Regions from separate parts of the Homo sapiens genome. Here all the other regions are linked to region 1. A link is a contact called in ENCODE Hi-C data. All regions are on one chromosome and are shown on one strand. The core of a region is the stretch at or near the end of the contact, and the rest is flanking DNA. Distances in the headings are between cores, read along the strand shown. Region 1 holds the start of CSTF1 (cleavage stimulation factor subunit 1). Region 2 holds the start of PSMA7 (proteasome 20S subunit alpha 7). Region 3 holds the start of LSM14B (LSM family member 14B).

The links. Hi-C counts contacts between places; a loop is a spot of excess contacts on that map. Pooled maps may share reads with other maps.
Region 2: a pooled map shows a loop between it and region 1 (18-fold over the local background). The contact joins the promoter of PSMA7 here to the promoter of CSTF1 in region 1. A Hi-C loop is called at or near these places in 2 of 37 single-sample maps with no recorded cell type and 5 of 50 pooled maps.
Region 3: a loop to region 1 is called in a pooled map, with 28 times the contacts of the local background. The contact joins the promoter of LSM14B here to the promoter of CSTF1 in region 1. A Hi-C loop is called at or near these places in 2 of 37 single-sample maps with no recorded cell type and 9 of 50 pooled maps.

Annotation. Positions count from the first base shown.
Region 1 is chr20:56,390,407-56,395,166 of GRCh38, forward strand. CSTF1 (cleavage stimulation factor subunit 1) reads left to right here and starts at 2,239. Exons shown (of 6, transcript NM_001324.3): 1 at 2,239-2,307. It overlaps AURKA (aurora kinase A), which reads right to left and starts at 1,809. Exons shown (of 9, transcript NM_198437.3): 1 at 1,762-1,809. RefSeq lists an enhancer at 1,955-2,194.
Region 2 is chr20:62,141,394-62,146,153 of GRCh38, forward strand. It overlaps PSMA7 (proteasome 20S subunit alpha 7), which reads right to left and starts at 2,001. Exons shown (of 7, transcript NM_002792.4): 1 at 1,815-2,001. The coding sequence starts at 1,910. It overlaps SS18L1 (SS18L1 subunit of BAF chromatin remodeling complex), which reads left to right and starts at 2,376. Exons shown (of 11, transcript NM_198935.3): 1 at 2,376-2,496. The coding sequence starts at 2,428. RefSeq lists silencers at 1,203-1,842, 1,883-2,592, 2,713-2,772, 2,803-2,852.
Region 3 is chr20:62,120,217-62,124,976 of GRCh38, forward strand. It overlaps LSM14B (LSM family member 14B), which reads left to right and starts at 2,259. Exons shown (of 9, transcript NM_144703.3): 1 at 2,259-2,577; 2 at 4,401-4,564. The coding sequence starts at 2,451. It overlaps LOC105372706 (a long non-coding RNA gene), which reads right to left and starts at 3,468. Exons shown (of 3, transcript XR_936963.2): 1 at 3,240-3,468. RefSeq lists silencers at 1,318-2,407, 2,568-3,107 and enhancers at 1,771-2,458, 2,459-3,147, 3,148-3,835.

The DNA.
Region 1 (4,760 bases), core at 989-3,488:
AAGCAATTCTCCTGCCTCAGCCTCCAGAGTAGCTGGGATTACAGACATGCACCACCACGCCCAGCTGATTTTGTATTTTTAGTAGAGACAGGGTTTCTCTATGTTGGTAGGGCTGGTCTGGAACTCCCGACCTCAGGTGATCCACCCACCTCGGCCTCCGAAAATGCTGGGATTACGGGCATGAGCCACCGCGCCCGGCCTTCACTGAAGTTTCTTATCAAATATCCCCGCACTCTGGCCTGGGCAATGGAGTGAGACCCTGTCTCAAAAAAAAAAATTAAGATTACCATTTTACAATTAAGCAAATAATTCCATGATGAAGCCAGGCCCAGACTACAGGCTGCAGCCCTTATAAAAAAACAGTGGGTAAGTAAAAGTTGATAAACAGCAACAAGGAAATGCACACTTGTGTTAATCAAATATTTAATTTCACACATGCTCTAATGCTTTACTTCCCTTACAATTCTAAGTAGCAGTCTAATGAGATCACATAGGCCTAACAACATTTATTCAACATTCTTCTGACAGAAGCTACAGGCATTTGCTCCAATTTATTCTACCTTTCTTTCTAGGGAAATTGAATAACAAGCAGAATGGAATAAGATTCTAATCCAGAATTCTGGAGACAACGCCAAGGAGACTGCCCTTCAGGTGACTCTAATCTGCAACCAGATTGAAGAACCAGATGACTTTCACAGGATCCATTCAGTTCAAACCAGAAGTCCTACTATTTTGAATAGAAAAGCTGTTAGGCTAATAGCGCAGGAGGTTTATACGGTTTATTCCTTCCTCCCTCAGACCTGTGCATGTCTGCAGAGATGAAGGGAAGGACGAACTGAGTAGGTTGCTGAAAAACGTTTAATTCAAGGGACAAGGAAGGTTACGGAAGAGGAAGAGACATTACGAGAGTTAAGGACAGTGGCTACGTCTACCTCAGCCGGATGGTTCTTAGAAATGGAGACTCTGAGGCCTAACCCCAGGTCTAAAAAAACAGATTCTGCATTTTAACGTCCCCAGACGATTTGTATGCACCGGTCTGCATCCCTAGTTCTCAATGAAACCTAAGAATCATCTGGAGAGTTTGTTAATAACTAGACACCTGGGTCCTACCCCTCAGAGATTCTGATTTACCGGGCTCTCGGTGGAGCTATATGTTTAACAAGCACTGCAAGTTATCCCGGTACAACTGCTCCAAGGTCTACGGTCTGAGAAGTACGGACCGGGAAGGCCTCTGCAAGGAGGTTCTCATTCATCAATTCACCCACTCATCCAGCCAGGACAAGGGCCTTCTTAGGCTATTCTATCTAAAGCGGCCCCCGTTAAACCGCACTCCTGCTTTTCCTCTGTAACACCCACCCCAGCTGCAAGTTCTCCGTACGCTTACCGTCTGTCTCCCCACCCACTAGAACGTGAACTCCAACACAGCAGAGACCTTCTGTGCTTTTCTTACCCAGGTGATCTCGGAGGACAAAATCCAATCTGAAGCCCACCCACCCCTCCCGCGCATGTCAACACCACTCAACAAACCCCTTGTACCTCTAGCTGTAATAAGTAACAAGCAGTATCCTACAGGGCGCCTCGGTGCCCAGGAGCGGATGCAAAGGCGCTGGGCGGGCACAAGGCAGCGCCAAGGACACTCAGGGACGGAGGAACCGACAGGGGACTTGACGCTCCGCCACTCCGACCAGCCGCCCCTTGTCCCCGCCGTCCTCGTCCGCCACTGAGATATCCCCCACGGTCTACCCACCCGTCGGCTCCCACCTGCGACCCAAGGACCCAAGTCTTCCAAGAGCTCAGCCGTTAGAATTCAAAGGTTCTTCTTTTTAAATAGGAGTTAAACCCTCTAGCTAGAAAGCCGATTGGCCTGCGCTCGAGCGAGGCTGCCTTGTGATTGGTTGACAACAAACCCGACGCCTTGAGTCGCGTTTAAGGGCGCACACCGCGCGCAGGCGCACTTGCTCCCTAAGAACCCGGAAGTGGTGGAGCCAACGGCCAGCCAGACCTGTGGCAGTCCCAGCCCCAGGGTGCTCTCCGCGGTCGGCCATTTATCGGTGAAGCAACAGCCCCTTGACGTCAAGCTTGACGCATTGGAGATAAAGTCCAAGGAGGTGAACTAACCTTTGAACGTGCCAGTAAGTAAGATGGCGAGAAAAGCAAGAGAGAGTGGGACCGATCGATAGCGCAGCGGTCGGCTTGGCGCCCTTTCAGCGTGCGCAGTGAACGTGCGCTCGGAGCGGTAGATTGGGCAGGATTCGCGCCTCCATTTTTCCAGGAGAGAGCGGGATACCAAGAGAACCGGACCAGCTGGTACTGGGACACGGGGAGAGTAGCTGGTGCGGTCGGCTGGGGCATTTAGAGAAAACCACAGAAACGACTGGGGCGAGACTGGAAGAGTCGAGAGTTAGCAAGGTGGCATGCGCCTCTACTTTGCGTTTCCTAAGTTGCCCGGCTTGGCCTGCACCCCTTCCTCTTCTCGAAGGGCCTCGCTTCCATTCCCACCCAGTCCTTAGTTCGCCTCTGCATCCAGATGGTCGCGGCGCATATAGTGAGGGGGCATCTGTGTTCTAGCCTTTCCAACTGCGATGTATCCGGTCCTGGATCGGGTTCTTGTCCTCGTGTGCTCACCTGCAAATTGGGGATAATTAGGCTTCTGTTTACCTGGCGAGTGAACGTTCTGTGGGAGTTGAGAAGTTAGGGGTGGGCCACTTAAAATATATATATATATACACACACACACACATATACATATATATACACACACATATGTGTGTGTGTGTGTGTGTATGTACACCCGGGATGTGCTCAGCAGAAGTGAAGAGACCGGATAGAACAGTGGTGTAGGGGAACCAAAAATGGCTTCCCTCCATCCTTCCAGGTACCTTATTAGGACTAAGAGTTAAATTCACATAAGACGAATTAACAGATTACTGCAGGGTAAACAGGATGTGCATGTAAAGCATTGAGCTAGCATACGGAAATTATTCGAGTCATATTAACCCAACGTTAACAGTAGAATCTCTCATCAACTTTTCTTTGCCAGACTACCCACTTGTGATTTTCATTCTTTATTGGTACTTAAGAATCTCCCATTTTTTTCGGGTAACTGAACATTGTCCATGGGAGAAAAACGATATTTAATTACGTACAGGAGTCCCACAAAATACGAGACTAAAAGTTGAAGTCAGATGATTAAAGCCTACATGGCATCCTGAGCTACTGAAAGGAATGAATAGAGAATTGGGGGCGGGGGGCGGGAAGCAGCTCTAACACAAGTTATGGGACGGTGAACGGAGGAAATGTATGGTGAATCAAGTTTGTTATGCAGACAGAATAGGTGATCTTCTGGGTGGTGTCAGCCTCTAATCTCTCATGTGATCCGAGTTAATCTTCCCTGGTTTATAAGGATTCGTGACAATTGAGGTATTTTTGGAGGGTCAGACTTTAGGCAGGTAAGGAAAGCACAGGGAAAGCCTCTTCCCGCCTGCTGTTCTCCAGGTGCCCTCAGTTCAAGGTAATCAGCCCGCCAAAGCATCTTGTTTTGGGCTGGCATTTCCTGAACTCCTTCAGTGGTTAAGCTCAGGGATCTGGAGTTGGCAATTCTGGTGTGCTTTAACCTTGGACAAGTAACTCAGCCACTTTTTACGTTGAGTAGGTGTCCTGACCTCCTTGAACCCATTTCATCATCTTTATTTGTGTCCCAGGATTTTCTACTCAAGCATAGACCTACTATGTTCATGTACTACTTCATATACTTGAATACATTGAATGATTTTATTCAGTGAACTGATGCTTACAAAGTACTTAGCATGACGGTATCTGGCATGCAGGAAGTGCTTAATGTTATTGGTTATTATTAACACCATCAGTGTCATACAGTGTGTAAGAAATCAGGCTCTGGGCCAGGCGCAGTGGCTCGCGCCCGTAATCCCAGCACTTTGGGAGGCGGAGGCAGGCAGATCACCTGAGGTCAGGAGTTTCGAGACCAGCCTGGCCAATATGGTGAAACCCCGTCTCTACTAAAAATACAAAAATTAGCCTGGTGTGGTGGCGGGCGCCTGTAGTCTTAGCTACTCGGGAGGCTGAGACAGGAGAATAGCTTGAACCCAGGAGGCGGAGGTTGCAGTGAGCCGAGATCGCGCCACTGCCCTCAAGCCTGGGCGACAGAGCGAGACTCCGTCTCAAAAAGAAAAAAGAAATCAGGCTCTGAGGTCACTTTTATTCTTTATTGCTGTCCCCAGACACCTGTAGCCTTTTAATCTTGGTCCAAACATACACATACATAAAGGCATTGATTTTTGGTAAGCAAATTATCATGTTGAACAGTTGGAGTTCTTTTTTGAATAAGCCAGAAACCATTTACAGTTTTTTGTCTCTTAAGACTGAAGGAAAACTTAGACACTTGTAAGTCAGTGCATGCACAATCCTTCCCGATTATTACTGTTTTTTTTTTCATTTTTATTGTTTTGACCTTGATTGGCAATATTTTATTGGGCAGCTCACCTTTGAGCCTTTCTAACGCATTTAACTCGGTTGGAGTTTTTGTAGTACAGTTGCTTTTTTTTGCTTCATATTTTGATTTACTGTCTAATTAGATTATATAATTACAGTAACAAGCTCAGTTGCCTTAAAACAGGTTTTGAGAATGAGCATAAAAGATTAGTAAACATACAGCTCAGCTAGTGGAACCAGCAGTCTAGATCTTGACAAAATAGCAGCTATCTTGCATATTGCAGGTACCAGTCAATGTTTAATTAACAGAA
Region 2 (4,760 bases), core at 751-3,250, 5.8 Mb after region 1:
CCCCTTTCTCCTCTACTTGTCTGTCACTGTGGCTGGCACCACATCCTGCAAACCCAGGGGTATTCATCTACTGCTGGTAGAGCTAGCCCAGGCGTGCTCACCTAGGTGCCCAACCTGGGCCTTTCAAATACTGAGATGTAGTTTTAGTTACAACATAGCTAGTAAGTAACCATTATATAATCGGCATGTGTTTCCTTTCAACCCAATGAATCAGTCCCATGCAAAGCCTGGAAGCCTGAGACTTTCACTCAAGTCTGGTGTTCTGAAGGCAGTGTTTCTGTAGTTGTGAAATTATATTGAGCCACAATGCACTGTTTCCTGCACTGTGACATACTCATGTGACAGCCATGAGAAGGGGCCTGATTTGCCGTCAGTGGACAAGGTGTCAAGTGTTATCCCAAACTGTTTATGGCTGATGCTGGAGAAGGATATGGCTGTTATTAAAAGCATGAACAATCACTGACAGTCAACCCGAGTCAAGCCAGAAACAAAGGGAACCATCATTGGGATAAACAGCGCCTCCTGGTTTAGAGCAGGGCTTCTCCAGCTCAGCACTGTGAGCACCTGGGCAGGGGGATCTCCCTGTGCCTGCCGCCCTGAGCACGGGTGGGATATTGAGCAGCGTCCCTGGCCTCTACCCTCCAAATGCCAAGAGCACCTCTGCAAGGTCTTACCACTGGAAAAGTCTCCACACACTGCCAGTGGCTCCGTGTGGGCCCAAAACCATCCCTGGCTGAGAAGTATTGATCTGAAGTGTTTGGGTTTTCTGGGAGCTTTCTCAGGTACTGACTCACTTGACCTTCGACTGACTCGAGGCCCAGAGAAGCTATATGGGTTCGTTAAAGCCAGCGGCGGCCAGCTGGCGGGGGTGGCAGTATTGGGGTGGGTACAGGGGTCAGCCGACTCCTAGTCCTCTTTAAGCTGAGTTAGATCACCTGATGAATACTGGGCCTTCATTTCAAAACAAAGATTCAGAAAATGAAAACAAATCAAAATTTACAGAACCGTGTGTGCTGCTTTCTCTGCCTGCTCAAACCTCTGAATACCAGATGATAAAAGAATAACGATCTCACAGACTGACCAATTAAACTGACACGTCTTGATGGTACGAATTTAAGTTTCAAACAATGTCACTAAGGTCAATGTACACGAGCCCTCGTCAAAACGAAACGGCCGCGTCCAAACCAGTCCTGACCCGGGCGGCTGCAGCCCGGCCCCGGGAAGGCTCCTCCCGGCAGAGTGCGGAGACCTGGGAGGCGCCCGCCACCGGCCAGGCCAGCGAGCCGCTTTGTTCTCGAAGCCCACCTGGGCCTAGAGAATAAGTGTTGCCCCGGAGCGGGTGGGGGTCCCCATAAGGGGGGTTTGAGTAGTTCGCTCCCCAGCCACCCGGCTGCGTGAACAGCCCCCCAGCGAGCGCACGGCCTACCCCCCGCGCTCCGCGGCCCAGAGCGGCCCTCGCCCGGCCTCTGCTCGCCGGGGCGGCGGCGCGACCCACGCGCCCGGCCGGGGCCAGGGGTGCTCAAGATGGCGTCGTCACGGCCCCCGTGCCCGGGGCCCCACGCGAGGCCGGGCCCCAAGCGAGGCGCTGAGTGGGGAGAACGAGCGCTCGCGGCTCACGCCAAACGCCGCCTCTGCAGGCACTCGTGGAGACCGGCAGCGGGGCCCGCGCTCAGCTACAGCCCTGACCGCCCGCGCCGCTGCCCCGCGCACGCCCGCGGGCGCCCACAGCGCCGCGCCCGGCCCCGGCCCTCTCTGGGCTCCCCAGCCCCACTTCCGCCCGCGTCCCCGGCCCCGCGCAGGCCCCGCCGCCTCACCGCGGTCGAGCCCTTCTTGACGGCCTCCTGCGCGTACTCCACTTGGAAGAGGTGGCCGTCGGGCGAGAAGACGGTGATGGCGCGGTCGTAGCTCATGCCGGCGGGCGGCGGCCGGGCTCCTTCCGCCGCGACTCTCAAAAGCGCACACTCACGGCCCGCGCGCACCCGCGACTCCCGGCGCCACTACGCCCGCGCCCCACCCTCGGCGCCGTGTCCTGCGCTGCCGGCGACGGGCGGCGTCAGGCGGCGACGGGCAGCGTCAGGCGGCGTCGGGCGGACGTGATGGCGCGCGCCGGGGCGGGGTCAGGCCGAACCACCGGTGGCCGGGGGTGGGAGGCGGTGCTCCGGCGAGGGCCGGGCGCTGGGTGCGAGGGGGTCGCCGGGGGCCACCGTTCGGCACTGGGCCGCAGACCGTTCTGCAGGGCGGAGCGGCGGCGCCGCGGGCCCGGAGGCGCGGCGACGGCGACGGGGCGGACGAGCCCACGACGCGGCGCCCCCCGCGCTCCCGCCCCCTTCCCCCCCTCCGCGACTGCGGATAATGAGCGCCTCGGGCCGCCCAGCGCAGCCGGAGTATCCACCTCGATGACCACGGGCTGAGCCCCGCGCCGCCACCATGTCCGTGGCCTTCGCGTCTGCCCGGCCAAGAGGCAAAGGGGAGGTTACGCAGCAAACCATCCAGAAGGTGGGCCGGGCCGGAGCGGCGGCGCTGGGCGGCGGGTCTGCGGGCGGGCGCGCGCGGGGACGGGGCGCGGGCAGCTGGCGGGCGCGGGGCGCGAACAAAGCCGGGGCGCAGCCGGGCGGCCGCGAGCCCCGACGGCGGCCCCGTGCCCTTCCCCGCGTCCCACGCCTGCGCGCCGGCGGGCACCCGGCCGTGTGGGGGGCGGTCCCCGGAGAGCCTGCGCCAACTTTGTTGGGGCGCGCGGGTCCCTCGGGCCGGGGCACTGGGCGGTGGGGGCCGGGCGGACGCTGGAGGCTGCCGGCCCCCGAGCGCGCTGTCCCCCGAGTCCGCGGCGCGCGCTGGGAACTGTCCTGGGCTATGCCGGGCGCACGGGGACCCCTCGGGGCCGGAGCCGCGGCGAGGGCTTGTCGCGCTCCGCAGCCAGCTTCGGTGGCGACGGCGGGCGGTACTCGTTTTCTGCGCTCATTTTGGTTAGTGGTGAGGGGCCCGGGTCGGCCTCCGGGCGCACTTGCGACCGCGGGGACTGTGGCCGGGGCTGCCCCTCTTGCTCCTGGAGCGAGGCGCGAACGATGGAGGCACGGAAGGACGCGTCCCGATCCCCATTTGCGGGGCATCGTTACGCAGCCCGGCCCCGTAGGGAGCGCACCGCCCCCTCCGTATCCTCGCGGCTACGCCGGGTTTCAGCGTGACACCCTCGCCAGCCGCCTCGCCTAACAAACTTGACGGATTTGCTCCACAACCTTTCTTCTAGCTCCGTAAGTTCGGCCTTGTGGTTTTCAAGAGACAGCGTTTATGTGGGTTTGGGACACCGTTATCCAAAGCCCTAAGTTTTGAAATTGAGACTTTGTATTTTCTGCTGTTTTTTCTGTAGAAGACAGATTCGGAAGAAAATCAGCATTAGCCATACCCGTTTCAGTTGTCACAACATCTGTTGGAATGACATTGGTTTTTTTTCCTAAACTCTGACTCCGTCTTCACCCTGGTGGGATTGCAGGGATAAACAGTGGTATTCCTAGGTTCCCAGGAGCCGCTTGTCTCCCTAAGGGGGTTCACCTTGACCTTGACTGAGGCTGTTATTCCTTGATGACGTGCCAGTCTCCTGTGGAAGTTGTCCTAAATCTATCGCCTATTTTGAGACTACCTTTGCTGTTGCTAGTTTTAGAAATTTGATGGTCTTAACAAATGAGAACCTTGGCCAACTCTGAACAGGAGAGATTGAGAATAGCAGAAATACAGATTTACAAGTGTGGCATTTTAATTTACTTAGTAAACACTTATGTGGCGCTTACCGTATCCCAGACACTGTTCTAGGGGTTTTATAAATCTTGATTCATCCAATTCTTCATAGAAGCTACTGGCATCCCGTTTAATAGCTAAAGAGGCTGCGGCCTAGGGAGGCCGTGCCTTGCTGGTAAGTGGACACTGAGGCCTAGGGGGGCTAAATGCCTTGCTGGTAAGTGGCACAGCCAGGTGTCGATCCCATACGGTGGCTCCAGGGTCTGCTCTGTTGGTGCCCCTTGATCTGGGAACATTTGGCCAGGCGGAGGTCAAGCTCTAGGCTCAGAGGCAAATGTTGGAACCCAGAGCATCTCCTGGCACTCTGGTTTTTTGGAGCTTAACAGTCATTGTTCCTGAAGCTACCTTTGGCTGCAACGTTTATCCCATTATTTGCACTTCGCACACAGTTCCATTGAAGCTCCCCAAATTCTCCAGGTAAAAGTGTGTATTGAGGTGCTGCCCCGAACATCAGATCAGAAAGGAAGAAATGCACCTGTGGACCGTGGGTCCCTGGGCAGAAACTCAGCCTGCTGACCATTGGAAATAGGCCTTCAGTTTAGGCTGCTGACTTGGCTTGGTAGGGCCAGCAGTCTGCGTATTGGGCTTGGTGTTTTGACGGTGAATATATGTACCCAGGGATCTTTTACTGGGAGGTGTGAGAAGGCTGAGAAAGGTGTGAGAGGTGTATGTTCTATGCCTCAGACGTGTGCTGTGTCCACAGTGTGTGCTGGTAGTGTCATGCCGAGAGCTTTAAGAGAAGCCAGGGACCCCTCTGAAGCCTGCGTGGTAGTGAAGGAGAAGGAAGTCTACAACTTGTCCTTACAGCATTCTGCGTGGTAGCGAAGGAGAAAGAGGTCTACAACTTGTCCTTACAGCATTCTGCGTGGTAGTGAAGGAGAAGGAGGTCTACAACTTGTCCTTACAGCATTCTGCTTGGTAGTGAAGGAGAAAGAGGTCTACACCTTGTCCTTACAGCATTCTGTGTGGGT
Region 3 (4,760 bases), core at 1,009-3,508, 5.7 Mb after region 1:
TTGAGAAGCTGAGAGTCTGGGTCGCGCTTCCCAGGGCCAGATGCCCCAGTCGCTGGAGACCTCTCCTCCCTGAGCTGGGCTGACTCCATGGCTTTGCTGTCTCTGTTCTCTTCCTGCATATGATGTTCCAGGAGCCAAGAAGCAATTCTAGAATGTACAGGTCAATCTTGGCAGATGAAACTGAATTTTCCCTCTTCTCTTCTGCTTCCTGTGTCCCCTTCCTTAAACTCATCACTGTTCTCTTACTGGCCATTGCCGGGCTCTGGTGGGAGCAGGTTGGCTTCACCTTTGTGAAGAGACAAGAGACAGTGTGATGCGGCCCCAAGCCTGTGGAGGATGCCACCAGGCCAGACTGCAACTTCTCTGCGTGACTCCCCCGTGCTGGGCCTCTGTTTCCCCTTCTGTCAAATGGGGAGTCACAGCGTCTACCCTGCAGGGCAGGTAAGATCTTCTTATTATAGTCAGAAACACATTCTAGGTCCTTACCAAGTCCACACTTACACAAACAGGTGAATTAAATATTTCACAAAATAATACTTACTTTCACCATGCGAGATACTATTATTTTCTTTTTTTCCTTTAGAAATAGGGTCTTGCTGCCACCCCTGCGTGCAGTAGTCCAATCACAGCTCATTGCAGCCTCCAACTCCTGGGCTCAAGTGATCCTCCCGCCTCTGCCTCCACCTCCCCAGGAGCTGGAACTACAAGTATGTGCCCCCACACTCGCCCAATTTTTTTTAAAGTTTTTTTTTTTTTTGTAGAGATGGGGTCTCCATATGTCGCCCAGGCTGATCTCAAACTCCTGGCCTCCAGTGATCTTCCCGCTTCGGCCTCCCAGAGTGCTGAGATTACAGGCATGAGCCACCCACCACGCCATCTGATATCTTCTAGCTTATTCTATTTCATTTTTATTATTATTTTTCTTGAGACGGGGTCTAGCTCTGTCGCCCAGGCTGGAATGCAGTGGTGAGATCTCTGCTGACTGCAATCTTCACGTCTCAGGCTCAAGCGATTCTCCTGCCTCAGACTCCCGAGTAGCTGGGGATTACACGTGTCTGTCACCACGCCCGGCTAGTTTTTTTGTATTTTTAGAGTAGAGACAGGGTTTCACCATTTTGCCCAGGCTGGTCTTGAACTCCTCACCTCAAGTGATCCGCCCGCCTCCGCCTCCCAAAGTGTTGGGATTACAGGCGTGAGCCACCGCGCCCAGCCTATTGCATTTTTATAGTCACCACCCACTACTTTTTTTTTCCAGGACCCAATATTGGTCCGTGATCTGATGATGTTCACGGTCAAGACGGAAGCAAAAAAAGCACACACCGCGCGCCCTCGGTCACTAATCACGCGGAGTATACGCGAGGAGGGCCCGCAGCTAAGCGACGGCGGGCGGCCGAGCTTCCTCCACGGCCGGGGAGGTGGGCAAGGCCTCCGGGCCGCAGCCCCGGGTACGAGCGGAGGCTCCGAGGCCCCCGGTAGCCAGTCAGAATTTATTTTAAGGGAAATGGAAAGCTGCGGCAGGCTTTGGGAGGAGGGGCAGGATTAAAAGAGAAAGTGTGCTCAGCATGTTATATTTAGAGGCTGCCACGCCGGAAGCGCCGCCTTCCCGGGAGCTGCCGCCGCGCCCGCCCCCCGCCGGCACCTGGGCACTGGGGCGGGAGTCCCGGGGCTGCCCGGGAACACCCGGCGCCCAGGGCCTCCGCCACTCCCCGGTCCCCCATGAGGGTGAGGGCTATAGGCGCATCTGGCCCAAGATAGGGGAGTCGTCCGGACCCCACTTCTGTAGGAGGGGAAACTGAGGCCAAGGGGGCAAAGCCCCCGTGTTCGCGGCGCCCAGGGTCCGGGGCGGCGCCGGCACGCGCGCGGGCGGGGCCTGGCGCTCCTCCCCGGTCCCGCCCACTGAGCGTGCAAACCGCAGCCGCCCGCCCACGCGCACGCGCGCTCCTCCCGGGCCGCTTCCCACCCCTCCCCCCGCCCGCTCAGTCTCGTGCTCCCAGCTCCGCGAGGGGCCCGCCGGGAGCCGGCCGAGGGTGGGGCGGATCGCCGGGGAGACCCGCCCCCGGCCAGCGGCGCCTTGCTGCGCAGGAACGACGCGAGGGCCCGCCCCCCAGCTGGCGGCCCGGCCATATTTAAAGGACGGCGGGCGCGGCGAGCCAATGGGCGGCGAGCGTGAAGGGGCGGTGCGTGGCGGTGCGTGGCGGCGCGAGGCCCCGGATGTGGCTGCGGCGGCCCCTCCTCCCCCGCGCTCCTCTCAGAGCCCCAGTCGCGCGCCCCTTCTTGGTTCGCTCGGTGCCCGCGCAGGCCCCTCGGGCGGTGGCGAGGAGGCGCCCAGGCGGAGGCGGCGGCGGGCGGAGGAGCGCAGGAGCGGGCGGCCAGGCCACCGCGCGGCGGCGGAGCGGGCCGCGGCCCGGCGCTCCTTCCCCACCGCGGCCCGACGCACCCCGGCCGCCGCCATGAGCGGCTCCTCAGGCACCCCGTATCTGGGCAGCAAGATCAGCCTCATCTCCAAGGCGCAGATCCGCTACGAGGGCATTCTCTACACCATCGACACCGACAACTCCACCGTGGCGCTCGCCAAAGGTAGCGGCCGCCGCCCGCCCGAGCCCGCTGACCCCCGTCCGCCAACAGCCCCGGCCTGCGGTGCCCTCCCCGCCCCGGGGCGCCCCGGAGCCTGGCGCCCAGACCCCGCCCAGAACCCACCCAGGGCACACCCGGCCCGAGATCCCCTGCCCGCGCCTTCACCCCGGACGCCCCCGAGGCGCCCCCTTCCCGCGCGCCACCCTCCCCCAGCGTAGCCGGCCGCACAATGGTCTCCCTGGGCTCCCAGGGCGGCGGGATTGTGCGCGGGCGCCCGGCGGTGTTTGGTGAGGGGCGGGCCCGGCCCCCGCGGTGCCGCCCCCTCGGCCGCCCAGCCCACCTCTGCAGGTGCCAGCTCCGAGGAGCAGGGCGGCTCCCGTCAGCGGGCCTCCTCCCCGCCAGCCTGGGGGGATCCCTGCGGGGGAGCCTCGAGGTCGGGTGGCGGGGCCAGTGTCCCGGCGTCTCCCGAAGGCTGGGGGTGGGGTCACAACACGCGAATCCTGCAAGCCTTTCTGGAACTTATTAGACAGCTGGGGCCTTGATCCTGAACAAATACCGCGTCCTAATGCGGCCTCCTGCCAAGGCAGAAGCATCCGTTGGCAGCCAGATGCCCCGGTTTAAACGGTTCTCCTGCTCTATCCTGACCTTCCCACTGTGGGGCTTACCTTTTGGTGACAGCCGCCTGTGGGTGCTCGTAACCGGCTGTGGCCGCTGGAGGACTTACAGGAGGGGGGCTCTTTAGAGTCAGAATCTCTGAGGTTGTTGAGGCAGCGGGTGGTCCAGAGTTTCTTTGTCTTCATCACCCAGAGAAGACGGGGAGTGCACTTCCCCTGCCTCTCAGAGAAAAGTGCCCGTGGAGCCACGTCTGCCTAAGCCCGTGTGTGTGCTGGATCTGGCGCTAGGCTCCCAGGGGTTCTTGAAGTGTCTAGACGCGTCTGAAACGCTGCTTAGGTCACAGGGAACTTCATGTGTAGAAGAACGCACTCATTCCAAACAGGGAGTGTCTCCTTTTGAAGCCCGTCTCCTGCGTGGCTTCAGGAGCTTGTTGAGTATGCCAGGGCTATGCACTCACTTGCAGCCATGGAACCTCACTACACTTATTACAGGAGAGCCCAGTTAGAGAAGCTGAGGCCCAGAGTAGGCCCAGGAGTTAGCAGGAGTTGTGTCTTACCAGTTAGAGGCTGCTGTCCCACCCACCTCTGCCCCTAGAGGCTTGCTAGAAAGAGACTTGGGCGCTCCTGGAAGCCTGCTGGTTAGGGGTTAGTAGACTCAATTCCTTATAGATGCGGAAGCCGGGGTCAGAGGTCCATAATCCTGGGACCCTGTCTCCCTTTGTTTTCTGTTACAGCTGTTCCAAGGTTTGTTATGGATAGAAGGGTAAGGGCAACACTCGTCTAGATTCCTTTGTGAGAAAACTGCCTCCTCAGGCGCAATGTGCGGTGAGGCTTTGGGCATAAAGCAGCCGGCTGGCTGTTGGATCTACAGAGTCAAACGTGAACAGGGAGGCCTTACGAAGCAAGCCTTGTTTTGCTGAGAGCTCTGTACGTTGGTGCCTTCGCACATCAGACTGTCAGTCTGTGAAATTGTTCCTTGTCATCTTTGTGATCTAGAGCTGTCTGTTGTCTGGAGCTTCACCAATTGGTGCATTATCAGCACTGTCCATTGAAAATCGGGGCATTAAGTAGTTGTTGAAATGTGGACCTGGGGTGCTGTGTTGTGGCTCTGAGCAAGTGTCGCCGTCTTTTGGAAGGCTTGGGAGCAGTGGTGTCAGGGTTGATTGAACTGGCTGAGGACAACAATAACGCTTCTCTTTCTCCACTCATAAGTGAGGTCCTTTGGCACTGAAGACCGTCCCACAGATAGGCCTGCGCCCCCCAGAGAGGAGATTTATGAGTACATCATTTTCCGAGGAAGTGACATCAAGGATATCACTGTGTGTGAACCTCCGAAAGCTCAGCACACACTCCCGCAGGATCCCGCCATTGTTCAGGTAAGTGTGCCACTGTCCCTCTGTGCATGCTGTAGGAGATGCTGGTTTCCATTTGGAGCTTGGTGGCATGTTTGGTCAGAACGCTCAATGTGAGGAATAACCTTTTTTTTTTTTTCTTTGAGGCAGCGTCTCGCTGTGTCACCAGGCTGGAGGTCAGTGGCGTGATCTCAGCTCATTGCAACTTTGGCTTCCCAGG